2 separate regions of the Homo sapiens genome follow, and region 2 is linked to region 1. Evidence: chromatin contacts called from ENCODE Hi-C or POLR2A ChIA-PET data. All regions are on one chromosome and are shown on one strand. Each heading gives the region's core, a stretch centred on a gene start or an enhancer-like site at or near the end of the contact. The rest is flanking DNA. Distances are from core to core; before and after follow the strand shown.

What was found. Hi-C counts contacts between places; a loop is a spot of excess contacts on that map. ChIA-PET counts read pairs that join two places held with the same protein, here RNA polymerase II (POLR2A). Pooled maps may share reads with other maps.
Region 2: a loop to region 1 is called in a map of PC-9, with 4 times the contacts of the local background. The contact joins two enhancer-like sites. A Hi-C loop is called at or near these places in 1 of 168 maps with a recorded cell type or tissue (PC-9) and 3 of 50 pooled maps. POLR2A ChIA-PET finds 5 or more read pairs at or near these places in 1 of 52 experiments (PC-9).

What each region holds. Positions count from the first base shown.
Region 1 is chr3:188,261,029-188,266,343 of GRCh38, reverse strand. All of the region lies in intron 2 of LPP (LIM domain containing preferred translocation partner in lipoma), which reads right to left. Among named protein-coding and RNA genes, the nearest start is that of FLJ42393, 85 kb to the right of the region's middle. Within about 2 kb of position 3,168, at least 19 of the 41 ENCODE cell types and tissues checked have a DNase peak (open chromatin) inside an H3K27ac peak, as active enhancers do.
Region 2 is chr3:188,679,535-188,685,117 of GRCh38, reverse strand. All of the region lies in intron 7 of LPP (LIM domain containing preferred translocation partner in lipoma), which reads right to left. Among named protein-coding and RNA genes, the nearest start is that of MIR28, 6.5 kb to the left of the region's middle. Within about 2 kb of position 1,902, at least 9 of the 41 ENCODE cell types and tissues checked have a DNase peak (open chromatin) inside an H3K27ac peak, as active enhancers do.

The DNA of each region.
Region 1 (5,315 bases), core at 1,919-4,418:
CAGTTGGAATAAGCAAGTTCTGTGCGTTCAACTAGAAAACACTTCTTGTTCTCGCTGTCAAAATAATTCTGTATTAAACTTCTGGGATATGTGACTAATGTGCTTGGAACCTTTGGAGTGACTGGTTTATTTATTTTAGGGAGGGGAGTGCTGCTGCTGCTGCTGGTGAGGGTGGTGATATAGAAAGAGGAGGAGGAAGAGAAAGGGAGGGGAAAAAAGGATGGGAAGAACACACACATGGTCTGCTCAGAGATCTCACATCACCTTCTAGAAGCCTGCATTGCCGCACTTTGTTACAGAAGCATGAGAAGGAGCAGAACCAGGCAGCAACAGAGAAGTAAAGACATATAAAGACAGGCAATGCACACTCCCCAGAGTTAAGGTTGCCTAAGAGTTCCTAAAAAGACTCTGAAATGTATAAAGTAAAAGCAAAACACATACACACACACACACACACACACACACACACACACCAGAGTAATCCTATCACAGCCCTTTTACAAAGCCCATGACAGCTCCTTACTGATTACCAAAAAAAAAAGAAGCCTCCAACATTACAGGAAGGCATAGGAAACTTCTCTGATTGGATACAGATATCTCACCTCCAGACTCAGCCTCCCACTCCCAATCTCTCTAGATATTTTCATGTCTCTGCTATTCCCTCTGTCTTAAAGACTCAGCTCTTTCTTTCTTATTTGTTAAAGTCCTAGCCATCTAGCAAAGCCTAAAACAATATCCTTCCCCCAATCCCCACAGCAAAGCCCTCCCCAATGGCACAAACAGAACACCTTGCCTTCTCACAGCGTTCCTAACTCTAGCATTGATCACTCTGTAGCTTGTCTCCAAGTATTGTTAACTGTTGGAAAACTTATTTACCTATACCTGTAACCATCACCCTTCCTCCCTTCCCCAGACACCAGTCTCCTTGTAGCACCCAAAGCATGAGCACACACACAAACATGAGCTCTTTCTTCGCAGACAGGGGTCCTCTTTCACTATCTTAATTTCTTCAAGGCCAGCCACTGTGATGCCTCCATATACAGGCCTTCAGTAAGCACATGGCCATAGCTGAACTTTTGTGCCATCCACGGAAAAGCATCTTTAGCGATAAACTCAAGAAACATAAAACAAAACAAAACAAAACAAACAACAACAATAGCTGAAAAATCTGCAGAAAGAAAAGACCAGGAATTTAATTCGTGCTAAACCTCTAAAGTCAGTTCTTAAAAGCTGCTTTTCTCTCTTCTCCAAATCCAGTGGTTTTGTTCAATGCTTCTCTCCTGCTTTGAGTCAGAAAGTGGGTGGAAGTTTGGGGAACTAAATGAAGAAGGGTGACGCGAGCAGAAGGCTTCCAGTGGAAAACAGATGAGGAGATCAGGTAAATAAATCTAAGACACATCATTTTTATGACCTGACAAATAATTGCAGGTTGAAATCATCTGCTTACTTTGTGTTTTGTTTTGCTTTTTTATTTTCTCCAGCTACTTACTTATAATATTCATATGTTATAAAAAGAAAAAAAAGGAAAGAAAAGAAAGAGAGAGAGACACACACAGAGAGAGAGAGAGAGAAGAAAAAAGGTGTTTGGGGGTGGCGAACAGGGGTGGGGAAGTGACCAGGACAATGACGAAAGAACGATTTGGCCTGTGTGCTGCTGGTCAGCTTTGGCAGGCCCTCACCCTCTGAACTTTCTCTCCAGAGAGTTATTTGACAAACAGAGTTTCAGAAAACAATTTTCACTTTCTTTCTCCAAACCCCACCTCCCTCCCCTACCTCATTTTAAAAATCAGCTCCAACCTCCTAAAGAGGAAAAGAAAAACTAAGACCCAATTCATTTTACATTTTATACCACTTAAGGAAAAACATTTCTCAGAGCAAATGCTTTATGATTCAGAGAATAACATATTCTCATCCCGTTTCCTTTGACTGCTACAGCTCTCCTCTCATTCCTGTCTTCTCCTTGCCTTTCTTCAACTTGGAAGTGGTTATTTGCCCTCAGATGTGGCCTCATAATTATTCCCATTCAAAATCTCTCTCTCTCTTTCTCTCTCCCTCTCTGTCTCTCTCTCTCTCACACACACACACAAAACTAATGTTTGTTCCTATTGTTCTTGCCTTCATTAGAAGGTAACAGATCTATAAAAGGTAGCATGTGCACTTACTCATTTTAAAGAAAGCTTAATAAGCACCTACTAATAAGCATCCTACTCTCCAGCTGTTTATATTCTAGGGGAGGAGATCAAACATGTCCAACACAAACTGCTCAGCAATGTCGAAGGTGATATGTACAAGACAGGCCTACATGACAGAGCTCACCTAGCTCTGGGAACTGTGGAAGGCTTCCTACATAATACACCTTGCACACAGTAGACCCTCCATAAAAGTCTGTTAAGGGGATGAATGAAGAACAAAATCAGTGAGGATTCACTTGAACATGGACTTAAAAGAATGCGTAAGATTTGGGCAAGCCAAAATGAGAACGCCAACAGTTTAGGAGTGAGAGTGACAGCTACAGGGAGGCAGGAAAATGAGAGGACGCTCCCAGCAATGACTAGAAAGAAGTCTGGTGCAAAAGAAAAATGCTATCAGTGATGGGTTAGAAAGGTACTTATTAAATGAGCTAAGAAAAAACTTTCTACGTGACGGATTATGAGCTAGTCACTGTTAAACCCTTTACAAATATTAACTTATTTAATTCTCACAATGACCCTATTCCTATTCCACAAATGAGGAAAGTGAGGAGCAGGGAGGTGCAGCAACCTCCCGGGGAAAGTGTTGCTTGGTGCTGGAGCAGCCTGGCTGCAAGGTGTGGCTCATAACAACTACCTTACTGTATCTCCACAGCCTATCAATGTCTGGGAGGACAGATCATAGAAAGCCTTAAATGCCAGATGGAGGAGTCCACGCTCTCTTCCATATGCAAAAGGAAGCAACTGAAGGTTTTGAGAGAGAAAATAATAGGGTTGGATTTAGGGAAGATGAATAATTTGGCATTTGTGTTGAAGTCTGACTGGAGCTGGTGAATGGATTAGCGCTTAAGTGATGAATCAACTCCAACATCACCCGCTACCCTCTGCCCCATCATACCCTCATAAATCACTGTGTCATTGTTATGTACATAGTCCAACAGGATATCCAGTAATTTTTCTGTGTACACTCAGACTCTGAAATTTGATTTGTATATTGGAATAGTTTGTTCCCATCTGATTTCCGGGCCGAGGATTCCATGGAGGGATGGCATGGCTGCAGTCAGCAGTGAATGGCCTCTTAGTCTAGCCGGAACACTCCAAGAGGCAGCATTGTACATGTACTGAATAGTCACAAAAATAGCTCAGCTAAAGGACACAGAAAAAAAAAAACTGCACTCTTTGGAGCTGACGTATTTTTCCTTTTCTCCCTCTGCCACTGTTTCTATGACCTAGTAAGGAGGCATCACTGTAGAATGGAAAAAGCACTGAACGAAAATTCAGGAGACCTGGGTTCGAGCACAGATTACCACTTTTTTTTTTTTAACATGATTTCAGACAAGTTCTAGATTTCAGTTTTCCTATCTGTAAAATGAGAGACTGATTCTTAACTCGAGTGATTTTTTTTCCCCGTGTGTGTGTGTGAGACAGAGAGAGAAAGACAGAGAGAGGAGAGAGGAGAGAGAGAAAGAAGAGGAGAAAGAGAACTGAGATAGAGTGAGAGACAGAGAAGAGAGAGAGACAAGAGAGAGAGAGAGATGAGGGGGTGTCAAAAATATACAAGTGCATTTGGGGTGAGATAAGTTTATTTTAAATCTTGAATCCTTTAAAAACGTTACATAAAATAGAGCTGAGAACTAGGTTACAGAGGGTGAGTTAAGATTTTAAAACTTGAGGTCTGATAGCAAAATGGACTTCTACAAATAAAATGTCACAGTAGTTAGCTGTAAGGGGTGGGATTACAGGTACAATCCTTTTCATTTTATAGTTTCCTGTATATTGAAAACCTATACATGAGTACATATTACTTTCACTGTTAAAAAAAAAAACACTATTTTCAATATCTATTTTATTATTAAGAATTTTAAGACTACCCATAATCGTGCTTGGTAGGGAATATCGGTAGAGTCAAGCAGCTCGTTGGCAATGTGAGATGCAGTCTCCTCATTTTTGTAAAGGAAAGGCAGGCTGGAGACCATCATCATCAACTCTGCACTGCCTCAAACCCCTTCGGGGTATATACCCTGGCTTCTAGATGTGTCCTCTTCCCACCAGCCTGGGAGAGAGCCGAATCCCATGCATTCGTCAACCCCAGCATGTAGCACAGTGCCTGCCACATCCTAAATACTTAGGCAACAGTTTCTAACTTAAGAAACAACCTTTCTAAGAACCACTACAGTAGGAAATGAAGATAATATTCAGTTATATCTAACGAACTGTGGTGCTTTTGTCTTTGTTTTATAGACAGAGTTGCACTCTGTGACCCAAGCTGAAGTGCAATGGCACCGTTCTAGCTCACTGCAGCCTTAAACTCCTGGGTTCAAGCGATCCTCCCACCTCCTCAGCCTCCTGAGTGGGTAGGACTACAGATATGTGCCACCACATCTAGCTAATATATATTTTTTTTTTTTTTGGAGAGACAGGGTCTCACTGTGTTGCCCAGGCTGGTCTCAAACCTTTGACCTCAAGCAATTCTCCTACCTTGGTCTCCCAAACTGCTGGAATTACAGGCATGAGCCACCATGTCCGGTCCCAAGAATTGTTTTTCCTTTTTTCATCATGAAGCTATATATGATTTAAATATAACAGTCACTTCTTTAAAAATTAGACTTTGAGTCTGAGCGAAAATCTATAGCTATTTAAAAGATGACAAATATCTGTATGTTGATTGACTTAAAATTTTTTCAAGGCATATTGCTGAGTGAAAAAAATAAATGATAGCACCTGCAGTAATTTACGTAAATTGTAAATGCCGTCATTCACATAAAAGTTGCATGTGTGTATGTGTGTGTGTGTGTCTGTGTAGAGAGAAAGAGAGACTCTAAAAAAGGTATTTTCCAAAACTTTAACAAGGATTATCACTACAGAATAGTCCCAGCTACTTAGAAGGCTGAGGTGGGAGGGTTGATTGAGCCCAGAAGTTCGCAGCTACAGTGAGCCATAATCGTGCTGCTGCATTCCAGCCTGGATGACAAAGGGAGATGCTGTCTCAAAAACAAACAATCTAGTAAGATTATTGTTTTCCTATTTGTACTTTTCTGCCTTGTTCAAATTGTCTTTAGTGCTCAGAAACATTTCTTTTTTTAACATGGAGTCTCGCTCTGTGGCCCAGGCTGGAGTGCAGTGACA
Region 2 (5,583 bases), core at 653-3,152, 420 kb before region 1:
TTCCTTACTTTCTCTGTGCCTCAGCTTCCTCAATGCAAAATGGAAATAATCACAGTACCCACATTTCAAAGGGTTGTTTTAACAATGACATGGGTTAAGAAAACACATGGAACAGTGCTTGACATATAAGTATTTGGTAAATGAATAAATACCTAACTCTTCTGAGGCACCAATTACTGACTAGCCAGTAGTGTAGTTATATGCTTTTAGCACATATTCAGGGATCTTAAAATATTTGTTTCATTAATTCTGCCAATTGAATACCAACAAAAGAGTCTTTGGCTAAGTTTGAGCACCATCATCATCCTATACCATGCATGAGAGATGACACAGTAACACAGGGAGAGAACTAGTAAAAAGAAAATTTTGTTTTTTTTTTTTTCAGTGTTGTATAATTTTGGTCTCAGATTGACAAGCCTCAGGGAATAAAATATGTATTTACATAAAAATTTCTGGTAATGGCATATTGAAAAGTAATTAAATGAAACAACAGATTCTATTTGCTGACGGCTCCATTTCTAACACTAACAGCGTATGGGACAAAGTTTTGACATAAGACCTGGACAGCCCCTCTCCCAAGTGGTTTTTAGCTATAAGCTATCAGTGAAGGACCTGACTCACCTATGAGTTTTCAAGTACAGAAAGACCTTTGGAACATGGAAGAACTTAATAGGCATTAGGTCACTGGCATAACTCCATGGATAAGGTGAACATAGGTGTTTCATAATGTAAAAAGGTGTACTTTCTTCTTTTTCTCTGCCAGTTTTTTATCCCCAAAAATGTTCAAGAGAGAATTTAGCAACTGAGAACCTGGAGAAAATTTTAGAAATTTTGTAGCTTAATGGTTCTCAGCCTGTTGTACATGGAACTTGATGTGTCCGTGATAAAACTGTCTAATGGAACTTGAGAGGCTGATTTCAAATTTTTAAAAGTCTAAAAATATGCAAACATTTAACCGAGATTAGACTGTTTATTGACTGAATATCAACTCAGTGCAGTAAGAATGGTTATGTCATTTCTGATCAGCCAATGCGTATGTGTCTTGCAGTTTGACTGCAGAATCTTCAGCACAAAGAGTTCGAATATGAAAAATAACACAAAGTTCTCTTGTTCATGTAAAGATATAGCCTGAGATTAAAATGACAACACTCCGGTTTCCCGACTTCAAGTCTAGTGTTTCCTCAACTATACCATAGCTTATTGGAGGGTCTTTGAAGGGATATTTTTGTGCCTACGTGTAAATTGTATGCATAATGTGTTTGAATCCATAGAATAAGGTTTCTTGACCCTCCCACTGTACACTTACAATGGCTTTGTTACAGTAGGCCATAAATCTGTAGACAATTAGAAACATACAAACACAAATGTATATCATGCTCCCCACCCCGCAACACAACTCTGATTTCCTGACGACACATTTTCATAAACTTATTTTTTAACAAATTACAAGGGGTCTTCCTTCATTTGGGGCCCTGTGCCTTTTTGTTAATTTAGGAAATAATCAGGGTATACAGTCAAATAAATACCCAAGTGAACAAGGCAAATGGACACAGCAACTCCTACAGACTATTTCCCTAAGAAACCAGGCAAAAGGCAGGCTTTTGACTAAATATAGAACTAGCAGTCAAAATGTGCAAATAGAAACTTCCAGTTGTGGACTGGTGGGAAACCCCAATAGGCCATCTCAGCAAACCATGTACAGGAGGTGAAATCAGTACTTCCTTAAAAGATAATTCCAGTAAAAGGAGCACATAGGGTTCTCCAATGTGTCTCCTAAGTCATTTATGAGAAAGAAAAGGGGAAAAAATGAGTCCTGCTACCACTGAGACGCCCAGGTCCATGGCCCACAGTCTGACTCACGGTCAGAGAACTAAACTTGAGAATGTGTATAGACATCCCTTTACCTCATTATGCTTGGTCTAAGTGAATTTAAAAATAGGCCTTGGAGAGTTCCTGGACTACTCACAGCCATTGCCACAGAGTCGGTAACATAACATGTGACTTAAGATCACCTTTGTACAGTTTTGCACTGACTCATTCCTACCCAAATGGACTTTAGATGAAAAACTAATGCTAGCTTTCCCTCATGCTTTAATTTAGGATCCTATGCTACTGTATACCTTATTCTTCTTTGTGGTCATCCTGTTTTAAAATATAGGAAAAAAGAGAGGTGCTTGAGAACAGAAAGTGATGGCTGCCCCACCTCTATTTTGCTGCCAAGTATGATATACACATCCCTAGTTTCCTGTGTGCATTAGGGCCTGAAGAGTTGCCCTTCTCTGTCTCATGCATATGTGCCAAATCTGTCTCCAGTGACAGAGAGAAACTGCATGTGGTGCCTGGCTTCCGTTTCAGTAAAAAATATATTTATTTGGATTTCAAGATGATTATTGACATCCTTGGACATTCAGTACAACTTAGTAATTTGCATGGGTGTTTACTCCGCTTGCCAACATGAGCTACAATTAGGGTGAATATCAACTTTTTACAAAAACAGACTGGCCTAGTTCTACTCCTGAAATGCCTGCTCTCCAGCTTCCCTCAAACCCCATTCACTTGCCAAGGTAACCATAACAAATGCTGGTGCCTGTTGCTTGGCCTTAGCCTGACCAAGACACAGCCCTGATAGGCACCTGGGATAGTCAGGGCAGGGACAGCCTACAAAACGAATTCAGACTGGAAAAGTACAAGGTGAGAGCTGCACGGTGTAGATGTGTGTGCACTGACACATATGCTAATAAACGCAAGAGATGGAAAAGAAAGGCTCTTCCTCCTAAAAATCACACAATCTGTGTTACCATTGGATTGAAAAGTCAGTAATTTCTTGCATATGCATCATGAATTTAAAATTGGAAACAATTTTTCTTTGTGTGACATTTCTTGCTTTGCTATTAATATAGCAAATTCCCAGAAGACAAAAAGGAGAGAATAAGGAAATAGAAAAACCTGAATTCAAATCTTGCCATGGCCAAAAACTAGCTATGCAAACCTGAGCAGGTCTCAAGGCCTCAGTTTTGCCATCTGCAAAAAAACGAGGATACAGTATGAATACGGTATTCACTTCACGGGATTATGGTGAAGATCAAATAAGACAATATTGTCATTCATTCTTCTAACAAACATGAATTAGGTTCTTCCTCCTTGAAAGGTGCTGTTCAAGGTGCTGGGGATACAGCAGTGAACACAACAAACTCCCTGTACTCATAGAATTTGGATTTGTCAGTGTTGGGGCTGCTGTATGTGTGAGAGACAAACAATATGCACACACATTAAAAACATACATACTACACATCATGCAAACAATATCAGGATAGTGGTGAAAATAGATGTGAAAGAATTTTGTATATAGAAAAATGGCGTAAAAGTCAAAGTATTATTTAACATTATTACACAAGGGTCCCAGACATAAACTTTCTGCAATTACACGATTTCCTTCCTCCCTCCTTTTCCTTCTCCTTCCTTTTTTCCTCCCATAAGTATTAGTTAAGAGCATACTTTGAGAAGTGCATCATGGTGTAGTTTCTTAAGGGAATCTGATAAATTAGAAGCATATCCTGTCCGCAGGAAGCATACAGATGGCATAGAGTTAAGGCATTACAAATCTTTACCCTAGGTACAATGTGACAAAAGCTGCTTATCTTAGAGAAGGTAGATCAAATGCTATGAACATTTTGGAGGGAAAGGCTCTTCCTGAACCTTCTGGAGGTAACTCAAAGGGGACTGGAGATGTTGAGCCACTGTCCCAGGCAGAGTGAGCAAAGAACTGTGCATCCTAACAAAGACTTCTGGTACTCGGTAGCTCCTAGTGTACAAAAGGGAAATGCGGCCGGGTGCGGTGGCTCACGCCTGTAATCCCAACACTCTGGGAGGCCAAGGTGGGTGGATCACGAGGTCAAGAGATCGAGACCATCCTGGCCAACATGGTGAAACCCCATCCCTACTAAAAATACAAAAGTAGCTGGGCATGGTGGTGTGCACCTGTAGTCCCAGCTACTCGAGAGGCTGAGGCAGGAGAATCACTTGAACCCAGGAGGCGGTGATTGCAGTAAGCAGAGATCATGCCACTGCACTCCAGCCTGGTGACAGGGCGAGACTCTGTCTCACAAAAAAAAAAAAAAAAAAAGGAAATGCACCTGGGAAGATAGAGCTGGGGGTCTGTCAGCTGGAGCTGCATTCTCACTTATGCTCCCAGCTCCGTTTACTCTGTACCAGAAAGTCTTCATGAATGCAAGGATACTCAGTGCTCCAGCGCTGAGTATGAAAGATAAAACTTGCGTTTCATAATGAGACTTTCCCAGATTTCAAAGTTTGAGGTGACATTTACAGAAGCTCCTTTTTGCTAACAACAGCACAATGATCCTTTCAAAGATAATTTCTAAGTAAATGATAAGTAAAGTCATCTTCCTCTGTTGGGTGTGCAGCTCCAGTTACTTACTTCCTAAAGATAGGCTTTTAAGAAAGCTGAGACCTTTCCTGTAAACTTAATAAAATTATTATTTTCTCTTTTTGCTGTCTGAATGCATCACTGTTATTTTCTGCTACTGATTTGAGGGTAAGGTGGGGTAGTAAAAAAATGTTCTCCCACTATTGCAGGCATCTGAAATATGAAGTTAGAGAAGTAAGTTATGCTTTTTGGCTTTATTTCAAATACCCTTCTTATTATGAAGAGTGTGAACTGGAAATAAAGATGTCTTCTTTCATATGAAAGATTGTGAGCATTCTTGCTTGATAGTCCAAATAAATGGATGAAAGCTGCCAACAGTATGTGGCTTCAAATCAGCTTGTTCTTAAAGTCACAGAGAACTGAGACAATCTGAAGCGATCCAATTTAGAAACACTCCTCTAATTGTTACAATTTCAGAACAAAATCCCAGCAGAGGGTAAGTAAGAGCATATGAAGTCATAGTCCATATTTCCAGTTTTCATGAAGGTTGGAAAGGAAAGAAAAAGATGAAGAAAGAGAACGGAGAAGAAAAGAAGGGGGAGTAGCAGCTCTGGGTTTATAAAATAGCAATTTTTCAAAATAAAACAACATTTTTTCCTCTGATGAGTGCTCCTTTGGGCCACTAGTGAATGTTTGTTGACTCCTATTCACCAATGATTCTAATGACAATTTTGCTGTTTCTTCCTCATACCAGAGGAGATTAAAACCAATGAACTTTAGAAGGTAGTGGGAAAGACTGTGAAAGGCAGCACAGTGACAGCAGAGATGGCCGCTGACAGCCTGGGGGGATAGGAGGAAAAAATTACTGAGTTTCAGCAGAGCATAACAATAGATGGTCATGGTGATGACCCTGAGTCATCAAAAGGTTTCAAATGCTTAGAATAGCCCCATAAGAAAAAAGAAAAATATGCCATGCATTTTAATAAGGTTTTTATCCAAAATCTTAAAAATTGTTTATTATTAATTTTGTCTCTGATGGAGGAAAAGTCAGATGTAAAGTACAAAGTGACTAACCAGAGCATCCATGTAATGTATTCCTGAGCACAGGCAAATTTACCAGTTCCTCATAGTGGTCAAATATTTTCAACAGCAACTAAACATGCGCGCGCGCACACACACACACACACACACACACACAC